Regions from separate parts of the Homo sapiens genome. Here regions 1 and 2 are each linked to region 3. A link is a contact called in ENCODE Hi-C or POLR2A ChIA-PET data. All regions are on one chromosome and are shown on one strand. The core of a region is the stretch at or near the end of the contact, and the rest is flanking DNA. Distances in the headings are between cores, read along the strand shown.

Evidence for each region. A loop is a pair of places that touch in the nucleus more often than their neighbours do. ChIA-PET counts read pairs that join two places held with the same protein, here RNA polymerase II (POLR2A). Pooled maps may share reads with other maps.
Region 1: a map of OCI-LY7 shows a loop between it and region 3 (4-fold over the local background). The contact joins the enhancer-like site here to the promoter of TMEM156 in region 3. A Hi-C loop is called at or near these places in 6 of 168 maps with a recorded cell type or tissue (B cell, GM12878, MCF 10A and 3 more), 34 of 37 single-sample maps with no recorded cell type and 18 of 50 pooled maps. POLR2A ChIA-PET finds 5 or more read pairs at or near these places in 5 of 52 experiments (B cell, GM10248, GM12878 and 2 more).
Region 2: a loop to region 3 is called in a pooled map, with 3 times the contacts of the local background. The contact joins the promoter of UGDH here to the promoter of TMEM156 in region 3. A Hi-C loop is called at or near these places in 1 of 168 maps with a recorded cell type or tissue (CD4-positive, alpha-beta T cell), 2 of 37 single-sample maps with no recorded cell type and 8 of 50 pooled maps. POLR2A ChIA-PET finds 5 or more read pairs at or near these places in 4 of 52 experiments (A549, HepG2, PC-9 and 1 more).

The regions. Positions count from the first base shown.
Region 1 is chr4:38,756,697-38,760,965 of GRCh38, reverse strand. It overlaps the pseudogene RNA5SP158. Among named protein-coding and RNA genes, the nearest start is that of TLR10, 24 kb to the left of the region's middle. RefSeq lists an enhancer at 3,489-3,618. Within about 2 kb of position 1,250, at least 9 of the 41 ENCODE cell types and tissues checked have a DNase peak (open chromatin) inside an H3K27ac peak, as active enhancers do; they include B cell and OCI-LY7, where a contact is called at or near this core.
Region 2 is chr4:39,524,976-39,529,263 of GRCh38, reverse strand. It overlaps UGDH (UDP-glucose 6-dehydrogenase), which reads left to right and starts at 1,825. Exons shown (of 12, transcript NM_003359.4): 1 at 1,825-1,981. It overlaps UGDH-AS1 (UGDH antisense RNA 1), which reads right to left and starts at 1,425. Exons shown (of 5, transcript NR_047679.1): 1 at 926-1,425. RefSeq lists an enhancer at 941-1,000 and silencers at 1,381-1,680, 1,931-2,110.
Region 3 is chr4:39,030,130-39,034,453 of GRCh38, reverse strand. TMEM156 (transmembrane protein 156) reads left to right here and starts at 2,045. Exons shown (of 7, transcript NM_024943.3): 1 at 2,045-2,228. The coding sequence starts at 2,141.

The DNA of each region.
Region 1 (4,269 bases), core at 1-2,500, 270 kb after region 3:
CACTCCTGTCCCTAATTAGAAACAACAGCAGAGAATTGCTGAAAGCTATATTCCAGCTAAAACCAGGCTGCAGCGTTCGCATCACCTGAGAGACGTCAGACATGCAGAATTTCAGGCTCCATCCCAGGCCTACTGATTCAGAAGCTGCATTTTAGCAAGATCCTGGCTGGATTTTATGCACAGTAAAGTTTGAGAAAGAAGGCTTTAAAAATGAACTGAGCAATACAATCCTTTTTTTTTTTTTGCACGGGGGGAGGTGTTCAATAGCAGAGTAGGGTGACTCTAGTTAACAACAATGTATTGTATATTTCAAAGTAGCTAGAAGAGAGAACATGAAATGTTCCCAGCACGTAGAAATGATACTCAGGGTAATGGAGACTCCAAATACCCTGACTTGATCATTACACATTTGATGCATATAACAAAATAGCACATGTACTCCATAAATATGTAAACTATCATATATCATTAAAAAAAATAAACTGAAGGCCTTAAAAAGGAATAAAATAATGGCATTTGCAGCAACCTGAATGGAATTGGAGACCATTATTCTAGGTGAAGTGACTCAGGAATGGACAATCAAACATCGCATGTTCTCACTTATAAATGGGAGCTAAGCTATGAGGCCACAAAGGCATAAGAATGATACAATGGACTTTGGGACCTCGGGGGAAAGGGTGGGAGCGGGGGGGTGAGGGATAATAGACTACAAATTGGGTACAGCGTACACTGGTTGGGTTATGAGGGCACCAAAATTTCAGAAACGACCGCTAAAGAACTTATGCGTGTAACCAAACACAATCTGTTCCACCAAAACCTATTGAAATTTTTGAAAAATTATTTTCCTAAAATAAAGGATATTTCAAGGAGTGCCTTCTCCATCTTGTGGCCCTCTGATGATGATAGCTCTGAAAGCTTTGAAAAGCTTGCAAATACCCAACTTCAGGAATAAATCACCTCTGAGACCCTCACCTGAAGACAGGATACTTCCTGCAACTCCAGGACTTTAAAGTCGGAAGAATTGTTTTTTTAAACTGGACTCTGAGGACACACTCTTAAAGTCACTCAAATTCTCTACAAAATTCTTAAGTTTTGTGTTTCTATTTCTAAAGATAATAAAAATAATTGATATGATCAAAAAACAAAAATTAACAAAAAAACACAAAAACCCCCCAAAATGAACTGAGGTTGTGTGCCCTTGTGTGAAATTTTGGGTTGCAGTGCCACCTTGAGGTCACTTTAGTATTTTTCGCTGAGCTTTGCAGTGGACGAGCTGCGTGGGACACAACAGAAGTCAGTTCATTCCTCCCTGGAGGAAACAGACCGCCCTTGTGTTAGTGCCCAGAGGTCTCCGACTGCGGCCTCTCTGGGCCACACTGTCAATTGAAGAGATATGGGCCCTCTTCCAAGGACGCCTTCTATCCAAGCTTAGAAGAATGGCTCATAGGCTAAGGCACTTTCTGCGTCAGCAACAGCAACAGATCTCAAAGAATGTCTGCCCCCATCACAAGATTTTTCATAAAATGTAGAAAGCCATTAAAGCTCAGAGGCACAAAGCATGGCTTTAGAGATCATCTAGATGAGTGAGCCCCACCTTTCAGGAATGAGAATTGCTTTATGATAATGGTTGGCATTTGCTGCATATTTACTGTGTCCCAAGCACTGTTCTAAGCACCTCCATGTACTTAGTCATTTGAACCTTAGAACAATTTAGTGAGATCAAAATAGTGATCTCTATTTTACAGACTCCTGTGTGGCAGTCATTTTGTTTGTACTATTTGTTGGTTAGGAAAATCTACACTAAGAAGAAACTATTGCTATGAATCTAGTAATTCTTGAAAATGAATTTGCATTGAATTAAATCCAATAACAGCCAATAACATCTATATATATTCAGGGAAGAGTAGTATAGAGATATAAATTATGTTATCTACCAAGCCTCAGACCACGGTTGTGGCATAGATAGACTTAGGGCCTCTTGCAACAGCTCCAAAGCTCTCCACGGTATTCTTAGCCCACAGGCTGGGAACCCCCAGTGTAGAAACACACCCCACGTGCTTTATAGATGGCACACCGTACAATCCTGAACACACCTGATTTCATCTGGTCTCTGATGATTAGTGGGATCAGGCTACCTTGGTCTTGGATGGGAGATTGTGGGGGAAGTTGCAGATGAGGAAACTGACTTCAGAAAGTTGTTATAGTTATTCTTCTAGCTTGAAAAAGCTACACTAGAGAGAAAAAGAGACCATGGGCAGTATCTCCTTTTCATTCTTCAACCTATACACCCTAGGAAGGTTAATTCTCCTAAAACACAGTTCTGTTTGGGTTATTTTCCCCCTCAAAATGACCCCCAGCTCTACCTGACTGCTTATTGTAAGGTAAAGCCATCTTCGTCTCCAAAGCAAAATCGAATACCAACCAACCTGCTTGTTGTTACTCTGTTGATGTCCCTTACCCTCTGTCTAGACTATGTGTTGCCCATAGGACAAGAAGAATGCTGGCCTTAGAGAAGACTTGGAGGGAGAGCTTTGGAGCTGTTGCAAGAGGCCCTAAGTCTATCTATGCCACAATCGTGGTCTGAGGCTTGGTAGATAACATAATTTATATCTCTATACTAGCCTTCCCTGAATATATATAGATGTTATTGGCTGTTATTAGATTTAATTCAATGCAAATTCATTTTCAAGAGTTACTAGACTCATAGCAATAGTTTCTTCTTAGTGTAGATTTTCCTAACCAACAAACAGACTTGGAGGGAGGCCACCTAGTGGCTAAGGTGACCTTCCTTGGGAAGCAGCACCTGAGTTAAGTCACCAGGAGTGCATGTTTAGGTCCTACCCAGACACAGGAAGACAGTGCCGGTGAGCCACAGAGTTGGAGGGCCTTCTCTCAAGACCGAGCGTGAGTTCACTGTGAGAAATATAGCTACTGAGGTGACCAGGTCAGTGCACATGCTGGCAGAGTTCTCTCCTGCAGGCCCTCATGGGACAAAATGGCATCATCAGAAGGCTAGTGGTTGGTATTTACTGCATATTTACTGTGTCCCAAGCACTAAGTACTCCAAGTACTTAGTCATTTGAACCTTAGAACAATTTAGTGAGATCAAAATAGTGATCTCTATTTTGCAGATTCCCGTGTGGCAGTCATTTTGTTTGTAGTATTTTTTGGTTAGGAAAGTCTACCCTAAGAAGATACTATTACTATGAATCTAGTAACTCTTGAAAATGAATTTGCATTGAATTAAGCCAATAACATCCAATAGCGTCTATATATCTTCAGGGAAGGGTAGTATAGGGATATAAATTATGTTATCTACCAAGCCTCAGACCATAGTTGTGGCATAGATAGACTTAGGGTCTCTTGCAACAGCTCCAAAGCTCTCCAAGGTATTCTTAGCCCACAAGCTGGGAACCCTCAGTGTAAAAGTACATTGGTCAGCATGTGTCTTGGCCATTTCTTGTTTCTGGCTCTGCCCAATGTCAATCTCTTCTTCTGAAAAGTACACCACTTCCTTTTTTTTTTTTTTGGCAGTGGGGACGGAGTCTCACTCTGTCACCCAGGCTGGAGTGCAGTGGCATGATCTCGGCTCACTGCAGCCTCTGTCTCACGAGTTCAAATGATTCTCCTGCCTAAGGCTCCCAAGTAGCTGGGATTACAGGCGTGTGCCACCATGTCTGGCTAATTTTTGTATTTTTAGTAGAGATGGGGTTTCACCATGTTGGCCAGGCTGGTCCCAAACTCCTGACCTCAAGTGATCCGCCAGCCTCAACCTTCCAAAGTGCTGGGATTACAGATGTGCGTCACTACACCTGACTAATTTTTGTATTTTTAGTAGAGACGGATTTCACCATGTTGGCCAGGCTGGTCTCGAACTCCTGACCTCAAGTGATCCACCCACCTTGGCCTCCCAAATTGCTAAGATTACAGGCGTGAGCTACCGTGCCCGGCTCATCATTTCCTTCGAGGCCTTCTTTCTTCCCAGGGGATATTGCCTGATAGATAGTGACCCAGATACCTGTACTGTCTAGTTCGTGGGTGGAGGCAGTCCAAGCTAGGACAATTACATACTCTCTTCCTAGTACTTGGATCTTGACCAGAGGATCAAAGGAGCAGAAAATAATTCTATTTCATCCCAGCAGTTGTGCCCTGGCTTTATGAGAGCCTGCTTTTTACACTTGCTGGTGGTCCTGGAATCCATCCCCGAGAAATATCCTGGCTCCTGCCTATTTCGAAGCCTCTACCCTCTTATTGATTTTATGAGCCCCG
Region 2 (4,288 bases), core at 576-3,075, 500 kb before region 3:
TGTATTTTTAGTGGAGCCGGGGTTTCACCATGTTGGCCAGGCTGGTCTGGAACTCCTGACCTCAGGTGATCCGCCCGCTATGGCCTCCCAAAGTGCTGGGATTACAGGCGTAAACCACCGTGCCTGGCCAAAGGAATTGAGTCTTAATCCCTTTTGCATCTTCAGTCTTTAGGATAACGTCTGACACACAACAGGCATTAAATATTTGTTGGATGAATGAACTGAACTGCATAGAATGCAGAAAGCCTACATATACTGGCCAGGCACAGTGGCTCACACCTGTAATCCCAGCACTTTGGGAGGCCGAGACGGGCGGATCACCTGAGGTCAGGAGTTTGAGACCAGCCTGGTCAACATAGCAAAACCCGGTCTCTATTAAAAATATAAAAATTAGCCGGGCATGGTTGTGGGCGCCTGTAATCCCAGCTACTCGGGAGGCTGAGGCAGGAGAATCGTTTGAATCTGGAAGGAGGAGGTTGAGGTGAGCCGAGATCGCACCACTGCACTCCAGCCTCGGCGACAAGAGGGAGACTCCGTCTCAAAACAACCAACCAACAAGCCTACATATCCTGCCACACGTGCTACAATCCACAGCAAACTGTTTCATCCACATTCAACCACTTTCTTAAAGTCACCATCATGATCCTATCAAGAAAACCGTAATTTATATGGTATTTTAATGTGCCTTTATAAATTACTAATCACTTTCTTCATGATGTATGTTAAAATGGCTTATGTCACCTGATGTAATCCTTAATGAGGGAAATAAAAGGCCATGATTATGCCTGGCTTTTTTTCTTATATGTTAGATTTGAGTGTTAAAATGACCTCGAAGCGGCGAAAGAAAGGAACGGAACTGCCCTCCACATTAAAAATGAGCAGGCTCCATAGGTTAATTTTACTCTTCCTCACGCACGGCACTTACATGTTGCAAACTCTCTGCTCCACAGCACGCACAGACATCCCAAATCCCGGATTGGGCCTGAGGAACATCTCTGCAAAGAGCGCCAGGAGGGCGTGGGGGTCCCGCCTCTCTCGCCAGGGACCAGGGAGTGGACACTCACTGGTCCAGTCATGAGGAACTCAGCATCCTCCTGACGGGAGGCGCCTCTTTCCCAGAAGCGGTGGGTCAGGAGGAATCTGACTAAACCCTGGGTTGCCGGCCCGGAGGGCGCGGTTGACCCCGGGGCCTCGAGGTTGTGGGCGAGGAGTAATCCGCCCGCCGAGACCGACCCGCAGATCCAGGAGACCGAAACCCGAGGGCGGCGCTCCAGGGTGCTGAGGAGACCGGAAAGGCGGCCAGGACCTTCCGGTCGCCTCGGCCCACCACCCACCCAGTGTCCGCGCAGCCCTAAAGCCTGGCAGACGCGGAGCGCACGCGGCCTTTGCCTCGGCCAGGACAGGGCAGCGGGGAGAGGGCTGCTAGACAACAATTCTTGACCCCTCCTCGACCCACGACCGCCAGGTAGGCGCGCAAAGCTCCTACACCTGCGGCGCGCCCCCGTCCCCTGGTCCAGCGGACACGCCACGCACGCAGCCCCGCCCAGCGCCGCTCGCGGTAGGGGCGGAGCCGCTGAGCTGGCCAAAGCGGATTTGCCCAGCTAGGCCAGGGGCGGGGCAGGCCCTCCCAGCCAGGACCAGCCCCAGTCTCCCCGCCCCTGAGCCGTGAAGGAAATAGGGACCTGGCCCTGGGCCTTGTGTAGCGGGAGGGGGAGCTAGGAAGCAGCTGAGGGCAGAATCCAGGAGGGCCTGGCTGCGGGGGAATGAAGCCTCCGCCTTCGCAGGCAAAAGCCTTTAAATACGGGCTCAGGCCCGGGACTCAGAGTGTAACGCGTGGCAGCCTGAGGGAGGGGCGTGCGCCGAGAGGGAGCTCAGATCGAGCGGGGCGCGGGTGGAGAAGCTGCGGCGGCGCGGCCCGTAGGAAGGTGCTGTCCGAACGATCGGGATAGGAGCGGTCCCTGCGCTTGCTGCTGGGAAGTGGGTAAGCGCCGCTCCCAGGCTGGCCCCGCCGCCCGGGCGGGATGCTCCCAGGTCTGGGCGGGATGTGGAGGGAGCGGGGCTGGGGTGTGCGCGCTGCTCCCGGTCGCTCGCTGCGCTGGGTCCCGGGCTTCCCGTCTCACGACCTTCGTCTCTTTGGGGCTTAGGGCGGGAACCGCATTTTGGAACTGCTGTCCTGGGGATGTGGTCGTCTGGGCTTCTTATTCAAGACTCGTGAGTCTTCCAGCCCCTTCTCTTTCTGCCTTTACCCACTTTCCTGACTTGGATGAGATTTCCCTGCCGCCTCCAAAGCCGAACGCCCACCACAGGAAGCGGTTCTCTCGTTGGGGACCTCATTTTGGCCGCAGAGTCGTAGTCTTTTGTTTGTGTTTAAGAGTCTGCTCACCTGAGGGGCTCCTGCTTTTCTCATGCCGCCCCTCTTAAGAAACCAAAGAGAAACGAAGCCAGAAAGCCCTCTTGAGAGCAAAATACTAAGACTGCCGTGATATCTGTCCGGGATGTCCTGGAATCCATTGTTGGCCCCCTACACCACAGAATTGCTCTGTTTGATGTCGGGGAAGGCCTTTCCTGGGTGCCTCGGGAGACCATGTTTGTGTGAGATCTTGAAAAATTATACGTCCTATAAATATATAGGAAGATAACTTAGTAGGGTTAGGAATTCTAGTATAGAGAAAAGAGGGGTTCGCTGGTAGGGATCTATTCATGGGCATACAGAGCAGTAGCTGTCTATCGACAGACCTCAAAGACACAGTGAGCCTTTGAGTTTCTTCAAATCCCTTAAGAAATGGAGAACAGTAGTCTTTCTTCAGGGGGGTTCTGGAAATGAAAGAGCTGACTGTCTGCTCTGAGATGTGCTTATTAGTGGCCAGGATCCAGTTTAAGGTAAGGGGTAGACAACCCTGATTGAAAAGATCTCATTTCTTCTCCCGTTGCTGTACTCCTTTTTCTAACAAAATCTATAACTGGATAAGCATAATCCATCTTCCTTCTTGTTTACTTCCACAGCTTTACATGATAACCCTTAGACATAAAATTAATACCGGCTTTCTTACTGATTAAATATTTTTCTCTGGTCAGGCATCTTTTACTGTTTAATTTCTGGAAATGATTAAAATGTGTGAAGCTGATGTATCCAACTATAATGCCCATCGTTAGCTCCTGGGTACCTATGCAAAATATGCTGTAGAGAGCTGGGGCTAGAAGGATTATATTCCGTTTAGATTGTAGTAGGGCATTTGTTATTTGTTAGTGACCCCTTCTGGGTTGGAATGTTTATTTGAATTTATGAAATTTTACATGAAGAGTAGTTTTGGAACGGTTTGGTTTGTTGTGACTCTCCCAAAATACAGAGGTAAAAACTCATTTCAAAATAACCCATTTAATAAGGAAACACTCCTATGTCTCTGACAGCAGAATAGAGGGCCAGAGGGTACATAAAAGTAGAAATAGAAAATGGGGGCCGGGCGTGGTGGCTCACGCCTGTAATCCCAGCACTTTGGGAGGCCGAGACGGGCGGATCACGAGGTCAGGAGATCGAGACCATCCTGGCTAACATGGTGAAATCCCGTCTCTACTAAAAATACAAAAAAAAATTAGCCGGGCGTAGTGGCGGGCGCCTGTAGTCCCAGCTACTCGGGAGGCTGAGGCAGGAGAATGGCATGAACCTGGGAGGCAGAGCTTTCAGTGAGCCGAGATTGCGCCACTGCACTCCAACCTGGGCAACTGAGCGAGACTACGTCTCAAAAAAAAAAAAGAAAAAGAAAAGAAAATGGGGCTGGGCGCAGTGGCTCACGCCTGTAATCCCAGCACTTTGGGAGGCCAAGGTGGATGGATCACCTGAGGTCAGGAGTTCGAGACCAGCCTGACCAATATGGTGAAACCCCGTCTCTACTAAATATATAAAAACTAGCTGGGCGTGGTGGTGGGCACCTGTAATCCCAGCTACTCGGGAGGCTGAGGCAGGAGAATTGCTTGAACCCAGGAGACGGAGGTTGCAGTGAGCCGACATGGTGCCACTGCACTCCAGCCTCGGTGACAGTGAGACTCCGTCTCAAAAAGAAAAAAGAAATAGAAAATGGAGTTGGCAGACATCTGTGTCATGCAAAGTGTGTCACTAACACTATGTCAAACTCCATGTTAAAGCTTATTGAAGATTTTATTGAAACTTCCAAGTGAGCATTTATTTGGACTTGCACAGATTGTACATCAGCCTTTTCATTGATTCTCCCATTGTCATCGGTAAGCCGTATTTCATGGGAAATAGCAAGGCGAGAATACCCAAAATAAAGCT
Region 3 (4,324 bases), core at 796-3,295:
AAGTATATAAAAGCGTATATTTCGTATATTAATAAATATGTAGAAGTTAAATTTAAACTATCCTTTTTAAGGCTGCTATTTATAATTTTCTAAAAAGTATATTGCTTTTGCTTTCCTAGGGTAGAGCACCTCCTTGATATAAAAGATCCTCTCAATTTTAAACATTTGTATCTAACACAGAATGCATAATTATTTAATTAAGACGTTTGGTCTTGATTAGAAATAGAAACACATTAAAGTATTTTTGAGAACCTGGATCTCAGATATGAAATATAAGACTTAGGAAAGTTAAACACTAGCGTAGTAGCAACAACCTCTTGTGTTTGAGATTCGTTAATCTCTTATTCCTTCATTGAAATAGGAAGGAGAAGCTTGCAGTGGGTAAGTAATTGCAGATTTGTAGCCATTTCTAGCAGTTCCTAGAATCCCCTTTATAATCTAATATTTGTGTTTTTAAAAAATAATCTAATATTTGTAAAAGTGCTTTGGAAATTGTAAAACAAAACTATGGAGATGTGGGCCATTAGTATTATCATCAACCCTAACAGGATGTTAGAGAGTCAGATGTTGCCACTTCAAGGGAGATGACCGAGTTTTGGTGCATTTCAGGAAGCCAAAATCAGGCTGCAAGTAAACTTTGTATTTAAGAATAAATGAGACCGGGCTTGGTGGCTCACGCCTGTAACTGCAGCACTTTGGGAGGCTGAGGTGGGCAGATCACGAGGTCAATAGATCGAGACCATCCTGGCTAACATGGTGAAACCCCGTCTCTACTAAAAATACAAAACATTAGCTGGGCGTGGTGGTGCATGCCTGTAGTCTCAGCTACTCAGGAGGCTGAGGCAGGAGGATCACTTGGATCTGGGAGGCAGAGGTTGCAGTGAGCCAAGATTGCACCACTGCACTCCAGCCTGGAGACAGATTGAGACTCCGTTTCAAAAAACAAAAAACAAAAACAAAAGAATAAATGATTAAATTGATAAACTATACATTATTTCGTGTAATATTAGAAATACAATGAAGAACTGTGTTTCTCTGCATAAAACTTTTAGGTACGTGTTTTATACTCTGTTACAAAATAGTTGGGTGGAAAAACTCCCACCATATACAAAATGAAAAGGCAAATGACAACCTGGGAAAAATGTTTGCAAAACATATGCAAAGATTTCATATTCCCAATAGAGAAAAAAGTCTTATAGATCAACAGGAAGGATATAAATGCTGCAATAAAAGACATGAACATGCAATTAACAAAAGAAATTCAAATTGCCAGCAAATATTAAAAATCTTTAGAATTACTGTCAACCAAACAAATGCAAATTAAACAATACTTTTTTTTCCTTTTAAATTGGCAATGGTTAAAATGTTTCTATCTTCTAGATGTACTATTTTCTGAACACCAGAATTCAGCACAGCACCTGGCACCAAACAGGATCGACAATCATTTAATAAGTAAATGAATGAGTCATGTGCATGCAACCTAGACATGACTGACATTCACCCTTTTATTTCTTTCTCTCTTGAGAAGGGATCTCACTCTGTCACCCAGGCTGGAGTGCAGTGGCCTGTCATGGCTCACTGCAGTCTCAAATTTCTGGGTTCAAGTGATCCTCAGCTTCCTGAGTAGCTGGGACTACAGGAGTGCACCACCACACCTAGCTATATTAAAATTATTTTTGTAGAGAGGAGGGCTTGCTCTATTGACCAGTCTGGACTCAAACTCCTGAACTCAAGTGATCCTTCTGCCTTGGCCTCCCAAAGTGCTGGGATTACAGATGTGAGCCACTTCGCCCAGCCCACCGTTTTATTTTTGTGAGTATACTGTGGGTTTATATTTATAAATTGGGTGGGGAGAAGATCCCCTTGCTTCTTGAGATCATTTATTTACCTTTCTTGCTTAGAAAGACAAATAAATGGTCTGAAAGTGCTTATTTGGGGGGTAGTTTTTTTTTTTAATGGGAAGTGACTCAAAAGTGAAGTCTCAGTTCAAGACCTTTTTTTTTTTTTAAGTCTTACTCAAAAGGAAGTGAGTATGAGGTGAACTGCATTAACCTAAAGTGCTGCAGAGATAAACTTAAAGCAGGAAGCAACATACCATGAATGTACTGCAAGGGAACACATTTGTGTCATGTGAAGAGACATGACAAAAACAGCCCTCCTTAAATTATTTGTGGCAATAGTGATCACATTCATTTTAATTTTGCCGGAATATTTCAAGACACCGAAAGGTGAGTATATAATTGTAATCTAGCTTTCCTTTCTTAATTTAAAAAAATTAGTGTCAGCTAGTGGTTACAGAAAAGATCCTCTTTTTGGACACATGCTGCATAGGCTGAAGTTCTAGATCTGAAAAACTAATAAAACAAGATTGCAATTTTAGTTGACTGTTATATAGTACAGTAACCTAATTCATAGTACTTAATTATCATAGCATACCTAAAAATGAAAATATTTAAAATCTGTAGTCTAGATTTCAGACATTGAGATTACAATAATTGCATCATGATTTTGCTCTTTGAAACACTTTCTTCAAAGCAGTTTTTTTTTATTTTTTTATTTTTTATTTTTTTTTTTTGAGATGGAGTCTCTGTCGCTCAGGCTGGAGTGCAATGGCCTAATCTTGGCTCACTGCAACCTCTGCCTGCCGGATTCAAGCAATTCTCCTGCCTCAGCCTCCGAGTAGCTGGGATTACAGGCGCCCACCACCATGCCTGGCTAATTTTTGTATTTTTAGTAGAGACACGGTTTCACCATGTTGGCCAAACTGGTCTTGAACTCCTGACCTTGTGATCCACCCACCTCGGCCTCCCAAAATGCTGAGATTACAGGCTTGTGCCACTGTGCCTGGCCCAAAGCAGCTTTAAGTATGCTTTTTACATTTTGGAATTCTTTAATGAAGAAAGTGATATTTATTGTGTTAAAAATGCTAGAATTCCCTTTACTACAACTATTTCACACAGATAACTTACCGTCACCTTTTGACAAGAAAAAGCGTTTATATATTTTGAAAATACAATCAAAATAAGGTGAGTGGAAATTTAAACAGATGTATGTGTATGTATTTGTAACTGGAGAAAAATGGAACAAAATTAACTTTGTGAACGTTTCAGAAAATTGTGATATAATTGCTGAAACCTAGATTAGGAAAATAAATAGGTATAAATTTAAACTATTTTGATGTTAGCAAAGGACTTGAAAATTTATTAATGTGAGGTTCAAATGGTAATTGTGCTCCCTAGCATTTAATAAGAAGAAAAGGTGAAAAGAAAAGGCTGTATTCTATCATTAAATAGTCTTTATATGAATTTGATTAAAATCAGAGAAAAACTCATATTTGATTATTTGCTGCAATGAATATTTATTGTTGCATATATGTAATGCTAAATAGCCAGATAAAAATATTTTTGCTAATTATATTTGATGACATATTTCAGTGATTATTTGATGTTGCATTTACATGATGCTAAGTAGCGAGTTAAAAATATTTTTGCTAAATAAACACTATGACTACAATTTGGTTTTCTGGCATTATGTTACTTAGATGAAGCAATCATAGCACATATTTTCAGTGCTTGATTCCACTGGGTGAAAATGTGTTATAAAGAGAATAGTTAGAATAAAGATAATCTATTTTTAAGATATTGTGGGCTGAGAGTAAGCTCATTTAATAGTTATCCGGAGTAGGTTCTATCTATATATCTATCTAGCTAGCTAGCTAGCTATCGATCTACACCTAGCACCTCTTAAAAATCAGGTTGGATCTAATAAAAACCAGGTAATCATCCCAAAAATGACTTAATTAACTATTGGTTAGTATTTTATGAGAACTGGTGACTACAGGAGCATGTTAAAGGTTTTCATTTTGGGGCAGACATGTAGTTCTTTTAGTTTTTGTTTCTCAAAGTGAGAAGCATGGCCTTCTGGGGCAGTGGTGAGCAGAAAGAAGATAGATGAAGCACAGAGAAATTCTTAGTGGGGGACAGATGGGAGCCCCTTCTATTGGTAGGTAGAAGAAAGAGCTCTTATAAAATCCATCTTAGCCAAACTTCCTTGGCCTAATAGTAATGTGTCAGTTCTTCTTCATCTTGTCAATAGTCAACCATCATTTATAATGATGTTTGTTCTCTTGCTTTCAAAACTGGTTATATCAGCTCCCAATACTACCTTTACTGCCTTCCCAAACTTAAAATGGCTGTTTCTCTTCTCCTGGTCCAAGAACAGCATAGATAATGCTCCAAACTCTTTCTGGGTTGATGGGTTGTTTTTTTTTTTTTAAGAGACAGGGTCTTGCTGTGTTGCCTAGGCTGACTCCTGGGCTCAAGCA